2 separate regions of the Homo sapiens genome follow, and region 1 is linked to region 2. A link is an interaction called in ENCODE POLR2A ChIA-PET data of the cell type or tissue named here. Cell type or tissue: PC-3. All regions are shown on one strand. Each heading gives the region's core, and the rest is flanking DNA. Links, peaks and the distances in the headings are about the cores only.

Region 1 (5,389 bases), core at 200-5,199, 910 kb after region 2:
ATTGCTTTCTGAAGCCAAAAGAGAAAATTCCTCGTTAAGGTGGGGTTTGCTGAGTGATTTTTGAGCAATGGTTTGTTTGTTTGTCCTAGCTACTTCCACGTATTTGAAAACATTTGCAAGAGGCCCTTATTCTGCCAAGCTTTCTTAGGTCTGATGGAATGAGATGAGAATAACAACTGCACACTCAGTGAGTAGGATCTCAGGCATGGGCTTTCAGACATAAGATGTGATGCAGGGGAGAGGGGAACAAGTTAGATCATATAATCTCCAAAGTTTCCTCTAACTGGAAAGTCTAAGGTTCTGCCATTCAGTGGACTCTCTACATGGGTTTGTTAATCCCATTTTACAGAAGGAAAGATTCAAACAAGGAGAGAGCAAGGACAATGAAGGGGAGCGGGGGCCTCTTCATCAGTGCTCAGTATGTGACCCACAGGGTCAGACTGACAATTTAGAAAAGAGGAGCCAAGGCCATCACAAGGATGCTCTGCTGAAGCCTCAAGGAAACGTGATCCCACCAGCAGCATTGCATCACATGTGAGCTGCTTAGACATGCAGAATCTCTCACCCCTCCTCAGACCTACTAATCACAATCTGCATTTAATGAGACCCCAAGTTCTTCATATACACATTAGAGTTCGAGAAACACAGGCTCTGGTTTGCATTTCTCTGATGATTAGTGATGTTGAGCAGTGATTACATTTATAGTAGCAAGACTCTAGAAAGTAGTTACAACTATGAACTAGCTTTTTAAAAATATAATTGCAACTTTATTTTAGATTTGGGGGCATGCATACATGTGCAGGTTTGTTACATGGGTATACTGTATATTGTGTGATGCTGAGGTTTGGGATATGAATGGCCCGATCACCCAGATAGCAAGCATAGTACTCAACAGTTTTTCAACACTTTCCCCTTCTCTTCCTCCCTCCTCTAGTGGTCTTCATTGCCTATAAGTGACAACATGTGGTATCTGGTTTCTGTTCCTACAATAATTTGCTTAGAATAATGGTCTCCAGCTGCATCCATGTTGCTGCAAAGGACATGATTACATTCTTTTTTATGGCTGCAGCATATTCCATGGTGTATATTTACCACATTTTCTTTATCCAGTCCCCCACTGATGAGCACCTAGGTTGATTCCATGTCTTTGCTATTGTGAATAGTGCTGCGATGAACATACATGTGCATGTGTCTTTTTGGTTGAACACTTTGTTTTCTTTTAGATATATACTCAGTAATGGGATTGCTAGGTCAAATGGTATTCCTGTTTTAAATTCTTTAAGAAATCTCCAAGCTGCTTTCCACAGTGGCTGAACTAATTTACATTCCCACCAACAGTGTATAAACCTTAGCTTTTCTCTGCAGCCTCACTAGCATCTGTTGTTTTTTGATTTTTTGATAATAGCCATTCTGACTGATGTGAGATGGTATCTCATTGTGGTTTTGATTTCCATTTCTCTGATATTTAGTGATGTTGAGCATGTTTTCATGTTTCTTGGCCACTTGTATGTCTTCTTTTCAGAGGTGTCCATGTCTTGCCCATTTTTTAAATGGGGTTATTTGGTTTTTTGCTTAATTATTTAAGCTCCTTAAAGATTCTGGATACTAGACCTTTATTACATAGTTTGCAAATATTTTCTCCCATTCTGTAGGTTGTCTGTTTACTCTGTTGATAGTTTCTTTGGCTGTGCAGAAGCTTTTTCATTTAATTAGGTTCCACTTGTCAGTTTTTGCTTGTGTTGGAATTGCTTTTGAGAACTTATTCATATATTATTTCCCAAGGCTGATGTCCAGAATGGTGTTTCCTAGGTTTTCTTCTAGAATTCTTACAGTTTGAGGTCTTACATTTAAATCTTTAATCCATCTTTAGTTAATTTTTATATATGGTAAAAGGTAGGGATCCTGTTTTATTCTTCTGCCTATGGCTAGCCAGCTATCCCAGCACCATTTATTGAATAGGGAGTCCTTTCCCCATTGCTTATTTTTGGAAGACTTTGTCAAAAATTAGACAGCTGTAGGTGTGAGGCTTATTTCTGGGTTCTCTATTCTGTTCCATTGGTCTATGTGTCTGTTTTTGTACCAGTATCATGCTGTTTTGGTTACTGTAGCCTTATAGTACAGTTTGAAGCCGGGTAATGTGATGCCTCCAGCTTTGTTCTTTTTGCTTAGGATTGCTTTGGCTATTTGGGCTCTTTTTTAGTTCAATGTGAATTTTATAATAGTTTTTTCCTAATTTTGTGAAAAAATTCTGTTGGTCATTTGATAGCAATAGCATTGAATCTGTAGATTGCTTTGGGTAGTATTGCCATTTTAACAATATTGATTCTCCCAATTCATGAATATGGAATGTTTTTGTATTTGTTTGTGTCATCTATGATTTCTTAGCAGTGTTTTGTAGTTCTCTCTGTAGAGATATTTCACCTCCTCTGTTAGATATATTCCCAGGTATTTTATTTTTTGTCTCGCTATTGTAAATGGGATTGCCTTATGAACTAGCATTGACATAGAATTCTGACATTCTTATAGGATCAGGCCAGCTTTCTAAGCTGGGAGGCATTGTTTCCCATACAGCATCCTCTACTGAAATACTAAGCTTTCTTTTTTACAATATGAGTTTAAATCTGGTAAAGGTACTGTAGAAGGAGTTACCATCAATTTCAGGCTACAGCTGTCTTTCCTTCTCTCTCTCTCTCTCTCTCCCTCCTCTTCCCCATCTCTGGAGGACAGATTTGCATTAATAATAGTTTTGATTTTTAACACATTGTTAGTATTAATTAGTCTACTGTTCTATGTCTTAAGAGGAGAACACCAGCCTTGCATGAGATGGAGATTATGAATCACAGTTTGTTTGGTAGTTTGCTGGATCTCCTTGTCCACATTTACTCCTGACTTCTAATTCTGCATTGGCTAGAATTTTCTTTGCTTAACTAAGCAGGAAACCATTTTCTCTTTAATTTGGGTACTACTACATTCTAATTTTATTTTACTGATGATCTGACTAGAAAGTGACAACCAAGCATAAACCTGTGTTAATAATTTAATTTTTCTTTTATTTTCTTTGTATCTGGGGAAGGTACTGCAGAAATTATTTGTTGTAAAACAGTTTTGATAAGATCTAACATATGGGCAATCCTGGGGAAGAAAAAAAAGAATTAAATCACAGGTTTTATGTTGAGCTATATGGAATTGCCATTTTTACAGGTTAAAAACAAGTCAAATATGGGCAATTTCATACAGTTCAGATTAATTAGAATATTTTAGTTTAGAATTTCTTGACAAGAAATATTGAAAAAATAGAAAGTGCTGTTTCTGGAGGCTGCATTGTTTATTTTACTTGGAGACTTGTTTTTATGAAATTAAAAAAAAATGTTTTCAGAGGCTAGATAACCATCTTTGTATTCTAAGCCACCATAAAGAATAGTGTATTAGAAAGTAAGGTTCAGTTATAGATTCAGGATGAATGTATGTGTCCTTGAAGGAGATTTATTTTTTGCATGTGTGAAAGAAAGGTAGATATAAATGGTGCTAGACTTTGACACCAAAAATTAGGGCAAGTTTCTTTTCTACTTCCTTGTCACAGTCAGGTAAACTCTGATAGGAGTAAGAAGAGAAGATATTTCCCCTACAGACCCACCACCAAGTTACCACCACTCTAGTTGGAAGGTGGGAGAGTATTTGAATATTTCAAAGCAAAGTAGTCCCTTTTTGGTTAATTATTACAATCATACTATAAGCATGCTGAGTCTCCATGGCACTCTGGGCATAATTCTATGACAGCCTGAACTGCATCACAGTGTAATTGTGTGTTTCAATGTCTGTTTTTCCCATACCAGCCCAATATCACACTTTGAGTAGTAAAGTAGGAATCATGCTTATTTGTAATGATGTGCCTAGTGAGTGCCAAGGGAGCTTAGCACACAGTAGGCATTAATAAGTATTTTCTTTCAAATGTAAAAGTTTGTTAAATAAATGACTTTTAATAACAAGTCACATTAGAAAAAATTGATTATATTAAAAATCTTTGTGGAGTATGGAAATCAATTTGGCAATAAGTAAGAATCCTGTGAACTAGTAATTATAATAAAAGGTCACATCTATGAACTAGTAATTACAAGATATTTATCTTAGTCTGAAATTTGAAAATAGCATTAGGTAAAAAAAAGTTTATGTCAACATTATATATGAGTTATAAAACTGAAAACAACCCAAAAACCCAAGAGTACAATATTATATTATAGAGAAATTAATGATGTTTTTGGAATATTTAATCATATTGGAAAATGCTCAAGAAAGGTGGGTCAAAAATAAAAAATGATATTAATGTCCTGCTTACATTAGTTCAATTAGCATTACATCACCAGAATGTCCTAAGTTATTCAAATTTCTACCAAAATAGTTTTTGTAATGGCTATAGAATATGCCATTGGATATAAATATTATAAATTATCAACTGTTTTATAAATATATATATATATATATACACATGTACACACGCATACTAAACAATGACATATGGATGAGATCATATATGCCTATTGTTCTGCATCTTCCTTTTCTCGGTTAACAATATACTCTAGAGAGCTCACCACACAAGCGTGTGCAGATCTTTCTCACTTCTTTTTAATGCCAGGACAGTATGCATTTGCAGAGATATATGTTGACTTTCCAAAACAACTCTTATTGATACTTTTAGGCTATTTATAGCTTTTTGTTATTAAAAAAATTCTGTAAGTATATACCTTTGATATATGTTTTTGTGCATTTATACAAGTATTTATATAGCATAAATTCTGAAATTTGCTGAATTAAAGAGAATTTTCACTTAAAAAATTTGAACAGACGTTGCCAAATTGCTCTCCAAATTATCACACTAATTAACATTCTCTTCTGTATGAAAGTAACTGCTTCATTTTAAAATGGAAATAATGAATGGGATATATTTGTGTTTATGTATTTGTTTGGGATTGAAATAGAGCTCAAGAACGCCAATGATACTATGGCACAACTGAAGTAGGTTTTTCTCCCTCCTTCCCTATCTCCCTTCCCACCTCTTCTTCCTCTTCACCTTCCTTCAATTTTTCTTTCCTTACTTCCCTCTTTCCCCTCTTCCTCCTTTCTTTCCCATCATTCTACCTTAGTATTTTATCTAATGGGAGAAGAGATAGAGGAAAAATTAGACTGAAGGACAGTGAAGAATCTGAAGAAAGCAGGAAATGGGCTTAAGTTGGAAGCAGACTGTTGGGAATACATGGAAATCTGCAGAGTGGAGCAAGTCAGACATACTGAGGAGGACGGACAGTTTGGATATGATTTTCTCATCTGGGGAACTTGTTTAAAAATGAGGTCTGCAGTAGGGCCTAAGATTCTGCATTTCTTTCTCTCGTTCCCT
Region 2 (5,389 bases), core at 236-5,235:
ATGTTGCATTTAGTTGCTATCTTTGTAATGTCTCAGTCTTCTTCAGACTGTGACAGTTTCTCAGTCTTTTCTTGTTTTTGTCATTTTTCTTTTAACCTTGACATTTATAAAAAATCCTGGTTAAATATTTTGCAGAATGTCCTCACTTTGGATTTGTCATGATTAGACTGGGGTTGTGAATTTTTAGAAAAGCTGTCACAAGGATAATGTGCCATTTTTTTTCATATCACATCAGGGGTGGAAGATAAGGCTGCAACGATTTAAGGTTCTGCTACACTGGTAAAACTTTTAGGGCCGGGTGTGGTGGCTCACGCCTGTAATCCCAGCACTCTGGGAGGCCTAGGCGGGCAGATCACCTGAGGTCAGGAGTTCGAGACCAGCCTGGCCAACATGTGAAACCCCGTCTCTACCAAAAGTACAAAAATTAGCCAGGCGTGGTGGCTGGCGCCTGTAATTACAGCTACTCAGGAGGCTGAGGCAGGAGAATTGCTTGAACCAGGGAGGCGGAGGTTGCAGTGAGCTGAGATGGTGCCACTGCACTCCAGCCTGGGAGACAAGAGCAAGACTCTGTCTCAAATAAAACAAAACAAAAAACAAACAAACAGAAAAAACTTTTAGGAGTCCAGCATCTGGGGCATATCGGCATATGCCTTCTAAAGTGAAAGATGTAGCTATGCCTTACACTGCTCACCACACAGAACAAGGCCCATTGCTTGGTGGGACACTTTGGATTTTGGTGGCAATGTATTTTGATGTGCTTCTCTGGTATATTTACCAGATAACAATAACCCATAAGACTGTCAGGTTTTAGTGGATCCCAGACCAAGAAAAGGGTCTGCAGTAAGAGTAGACTATAGTGAAATCTGGTCTTCCATTTGAGTGTTATGACTTAGTATTGAAAGTGTATGCAGTCATAAAAAGGAATGAGATCATGTCCTTTGCAGGGAATGGAGGGAGCTGGAAGTTGTTATCCTCTGTAAACTAACACAAGAACAGAAAACCAAGCACTGCATGTTCTCACTCATAAGTGGGAGCTGAACAATGAGAACACATGGTCGCAGGGAAGGGAACAACACACAATGGGGCCTGTCAGGGCGAGGGGGAGGAAGAGCATCAAGATAAATAGCTAATGCACACGGGGCTTAATACCCAGGTGATGGGTTGATAGTTGCAGCAAACAATGATGGCACACATTTACGTATGTAAGAAACCTGCATGTCCTGCATAGGTATCCTGGAACTTAAAATAAAATAAAATTAAGGGCTGGGTGCGGTGGCTCATGCCTGTAATCCCAGCACTTTGGGAGGCCAAGGCGGGCCAATCACTTGAGCTCAGGAGTTTGAGACCAGCCTGGCCAACATGGCGAAGCAGAGGTTGCAGTGAGCTGAGATCATGCCACTGCACTCCAGCCTGGGCAACAGAGTAAGATTCTGTCTCAAAAAACAACAACAACAACAACAAAAAATTAAGTTAAAAAATAAAAAAAGAAAATGTGTGTGTCTAGAAGCTGAGAGCAGTTTGGTGGGGTAGGTTGTGGAGATGTTGGTCAAAGCATACAAAATTTCACTTAGACTGGAGGAAAAATTCAACAGGTCTATTCTACAACATCGTGGTTATAGTTAATAAAAATGTATTGTATACTTGAAAATTGCTGAGGATAGAAAATGACTGAGGTGAGTCTCAATCAATTTAGAGGTTTATTTCACCAAGGTTGAGGATGTGCCTGGGCAAAAGGAACACAAAATCACAGTAACATCTGTGATCTGTGCTGTTTTCAAAGAGGATTTAGGGACTTCAGTATTTAAAGGGGAAAGAGCAGGCAGTAGGGGAAGGAGGACAGAAAAAGGGAAGGAGAGTAGGTAAGAGGCAAGTGCTTGCACTCCTCTGAGGCTTTGTGCAGGGTTCACTGAATTCACATTTTACATGTGAAAAGAGGGGGTAGAGAAATAGTCAACTATGCATTCATCTCTTGCTCTGTGAATATGAATTTTTACATAAGATGAAGTAAAGATAGAGTGGAGGAAGCAGTCAAATATGCATTTGTCTCAGGTGAGCAGAGGGATGACTTCTAGTCCTATCTTTGTCCTGTACCTGTGAAAATACAGACAACACTGATTTATATTGTCAGGGTAAAATTCCATAGAACACTGTTTTAAGGTAAAGATCTTGGGACCCACAAGGAATTTCCTTCTGAGCAAATTGTAAGGGAGGCCTCCTAGGGTGGTATGTGAACTTCTGTCTTTGGAGCTATCTATTTAGAAACAAAATGGGAGACAGTTTTGCATGACTCAGTTCCCAAGCTTAACTTTTCCCTTTGGCATAGTGAGTTTGGAGTCCCTGAGAGTTCATTTTTCTTTCACAAGATATACAGTCATGCATCACTTAACGGCAGGGCTAGGTTCTAAGAAATGTGTTGTTAGGTGACTTATTCATTGTGCAAACATCATAGCAATGTACTTACACAAACCTACTACACACCTAGGTTCTACGGGATAGCCTATTGCTCCTAGGTTACAAGCCTGTACAGCATGTTACTGTACTGAACATTGTAGGCAATTATAACACAATGGTAAATATTCATGTATCTAAGCATACCTAAGATAGGAAAGACACAGTAAAAATGCCATATAAAAGATTAAAATACTACTGTTGTATAGGGCACTTACCATGAATGGAGTTTGCAGAACTGGAAGTTGTTCTGGGTAAGTCACTGAGTGAGTGGTAAGTGAATATGAAGGCCCACGCCATTACTGTACACTACTGTAGACTTTATAAACACTATATACTTAGGCTACAGTAAACTTATTTTTAACAATTTATTTTTTTAATAATAAATTAACTTTAGCTACTGTAACTTTTTTACTTTGTAAACTTTAAAAATTTTTTTTAAACTTTTTGGCTCTTGTGTAATAATACTTAGCCTAAAACACAAATACATTGTACAGATGTAGAAAATATTTTCTTTCTTTATATCCTTATCCTGTAAGCTTTTAAAAATTTTTACAATTTTTAAATTTTTATTTTTTTTATTTTAAAGAAATAGAGACTGAGTCTCACTATGTTGCCCAGGCTGGTCTTGAACTGGCTCAAGGGATCCTTCTGCCTTGGCCTCACAAAGCGCTGGGATTACAGGTGTGAGCCACCACACAGAGTCAATTTGTTTGTTTGTTTTTTAACATTTTAAACTTTTTGGTTACTAAGATACAAACATGCACATTAGCCTAGGCCTACACAGGGTCAGGATTGTCAACATCACTGTTTTCTACCTCCACATCTTGTCCCACTGGAAAGTCTTCAGGAGCAATAACATGCACGGAGCTGTCATCTCTTGTGATAACAATGCCTTCTTCTGGAATTCCTCCTGAAGGACCTGCCTGAGGCTATTTTACAGTAAACTTTTTTTTCTTTTAATATAAGTAGGAGTACACTCTAAAATAACAATAAAAAGGCCGGGTGCGGTGGCTCACACCTGTAATCCCAGCACTTTGGGAGGCTGAAGCGAGCGGATGACGAGGTCAGGAGATCAAGACCATCCTGGCTAACACGGTGAAACCCCGTCTCTACTAAAAATACAAAAAATTAGCCGGGCGTGGTGGCGGGCGCCTTTAGTCCCAGCTACTCCGGAGGCTGAGGCAGGAGAATGGCGTGAACCCGGGAGGCGGAGCTTGCAGTGAGCCGAGATCACGCCACTGCTCTCCAGCCTGGGAGAGAGCGAGACTCTGTCTCAAAATAAATAAATAAATAAGTAAAATAACAATAAAAAGTATAATATAGTTAATACGTACACCAGTAACATAGCGCTTTGTCATTATCAAGTATTATGGACTGTACATAATTGTATGTGCTGTGCTTTTATATAACTGGCAGTAAAGTAGGTTTGTTTATCCCAGTATCTCCACACATGTGTAAGTAATACATTGCCCTACAATGATATGACGGCTATGACTTCGCTAGGCAATAGGAATTTTTCATTCCATTATAATCGTATGGGACCACTGACATACATGCAATCTGTTGTTGATGGAAACTTTGTTATGTGGCATGTGACTGTATAAACAAATATATTTCAAATTATTTAGAAACTATGGTAATTTATTATGAGACAAGAATTGGGCATCTCATATTTAAAAAGCAACTTATTTTTGTTTTTCTAAACAATTTTTTGAAAGATTCAACCTTGAAATGAAGACTACCTTGTCTATGCCTATGAAGTAAAACACAGAATCATTTTTTAACCATTTTTTTTTACTTTGAAAAAAAGTGTTTACTGCTCTGTCTTCCTTTCTAAACCTGTCCATGTGATTTTGTGATCTTTTCCCACTATAAAATCAAAATACCTTTATTGTATAAAACTTTAAACATACATCAAAGAATATAGGTAGAAAAAATACAATTTGACTGGATCTAAATCACTGTTTTTATTTTAACTGTTGTCTTTTTTATTTGTAGTTGTGTTCAGGCACGTGAATGTGAGTGGGTTGTTTTTGTGTGTAAATATTTAACAAAAATTGGAATACATATGTATCAGGCTTATCTTAAGCAGCATGTCAAATCTTTTTGGCCTTGACTATTTCTAAGGCCTTTGGCCACCAATTCTTCCCTGGCTGTCAGTGAGTAACCAAATGTGTGGGCTCTACAAACTGCACACAGACAAAAATCCCTACTGTCCTTTACCTCCTGCCCGCACTGGATGCCACTCACCTCCCACTCTTGGCTTCCCTCTTGCATTTGAGGTGTGTGAATCCATGAGACCCACTTGGTGTCCCACATGCGGAATCTGGAAAGGTTGAGGAGTTAATGCACCATGGGGAAAACCTTTCACCAATGAGATACAAACATTGAGGGGTAAATTCTTCTCCTTGGGACAGATTGTCCCGGGATGCAGTATATCATACACTCTCTTGAGAGGGAGCTTTATGAGATTAAGCAATCAGTTGCGCTTGTTATCACGTGATGGCCAGCTTGGAAATACAACCTTGAGCTAACTTAACCCTGTTTTTTGGCTGCACCTTCTTTTACCTAACTCCTGCTCCCAGGGATTGCACTCTCTGAAAAAATATAGCACATAAGCTTCAGCTTCAAGCTCTAGGTTCTGGGGGTACTCAGGTGTAGCAGACACTGTGGATGCTCTGCCAATTTTCCTCTTAGCATTTACCACAATACTTCACGCTGGCGGGATTCCAACTGCCAGTTTCTGCATCTCTTTTCCCAAGGGTTTTTCTGGCAGCCAGAGCCTATTCTGCACTCATTCATGGCAAGCTGAATGTGCCAGAGAATTAATGGCCTGTGGGAGCATACCTCCAACAATGACTGACAGAAATTGTTGTTTAAATACCCAGATTCCTTACACCCTTTGTGGGATAACTCTGAGCTGTGATACCTTCTAGAT

What was found. Peaks named below come from ENCODE experiments on the same cell type or tissue, not always from the same donor. Only the 100,000 strongest peaks of a DNase experiment are listed, where the experiment ranks them.
Region 1: POLR2A ChIA-PET joins it to region 2 with 7 read pairs; 2 of 35 experiments call an interaction of 5 or more read pairs at or near these places.

What each region holds. Positions count from the first base shown.
Region 1 is chr3:131,317,831-131,323,219 of GRCh38, reverse strand. All of the region lies in intron 17 of NEK11 (NIMA related kinase 11), which reads right to left. Among named protein-coding and RNA genes, the nearest start is that of NUDT16-DT, 61 kb to the left of the region's middle. In PC-3, for the core only: no CTCF peak of the experiment used is centred there; no DNase peak of the experiment used is centred there.
Region 2 is chr3:132,222,893-132,228,281 of GRCh38, reverse strand. No RefSeq gene overlaps it. Among named protein-coding and RNA genes, the nearest start is that of TRC-GCA6-1, 3.6 kb to the left of the region's middle. In PC-3, for the core only: no CTCF peak of the experiment used is centred there; a DNase peak (open chromatin) is centred at 2,371; H3K27ac peaks cover 1,337 bases.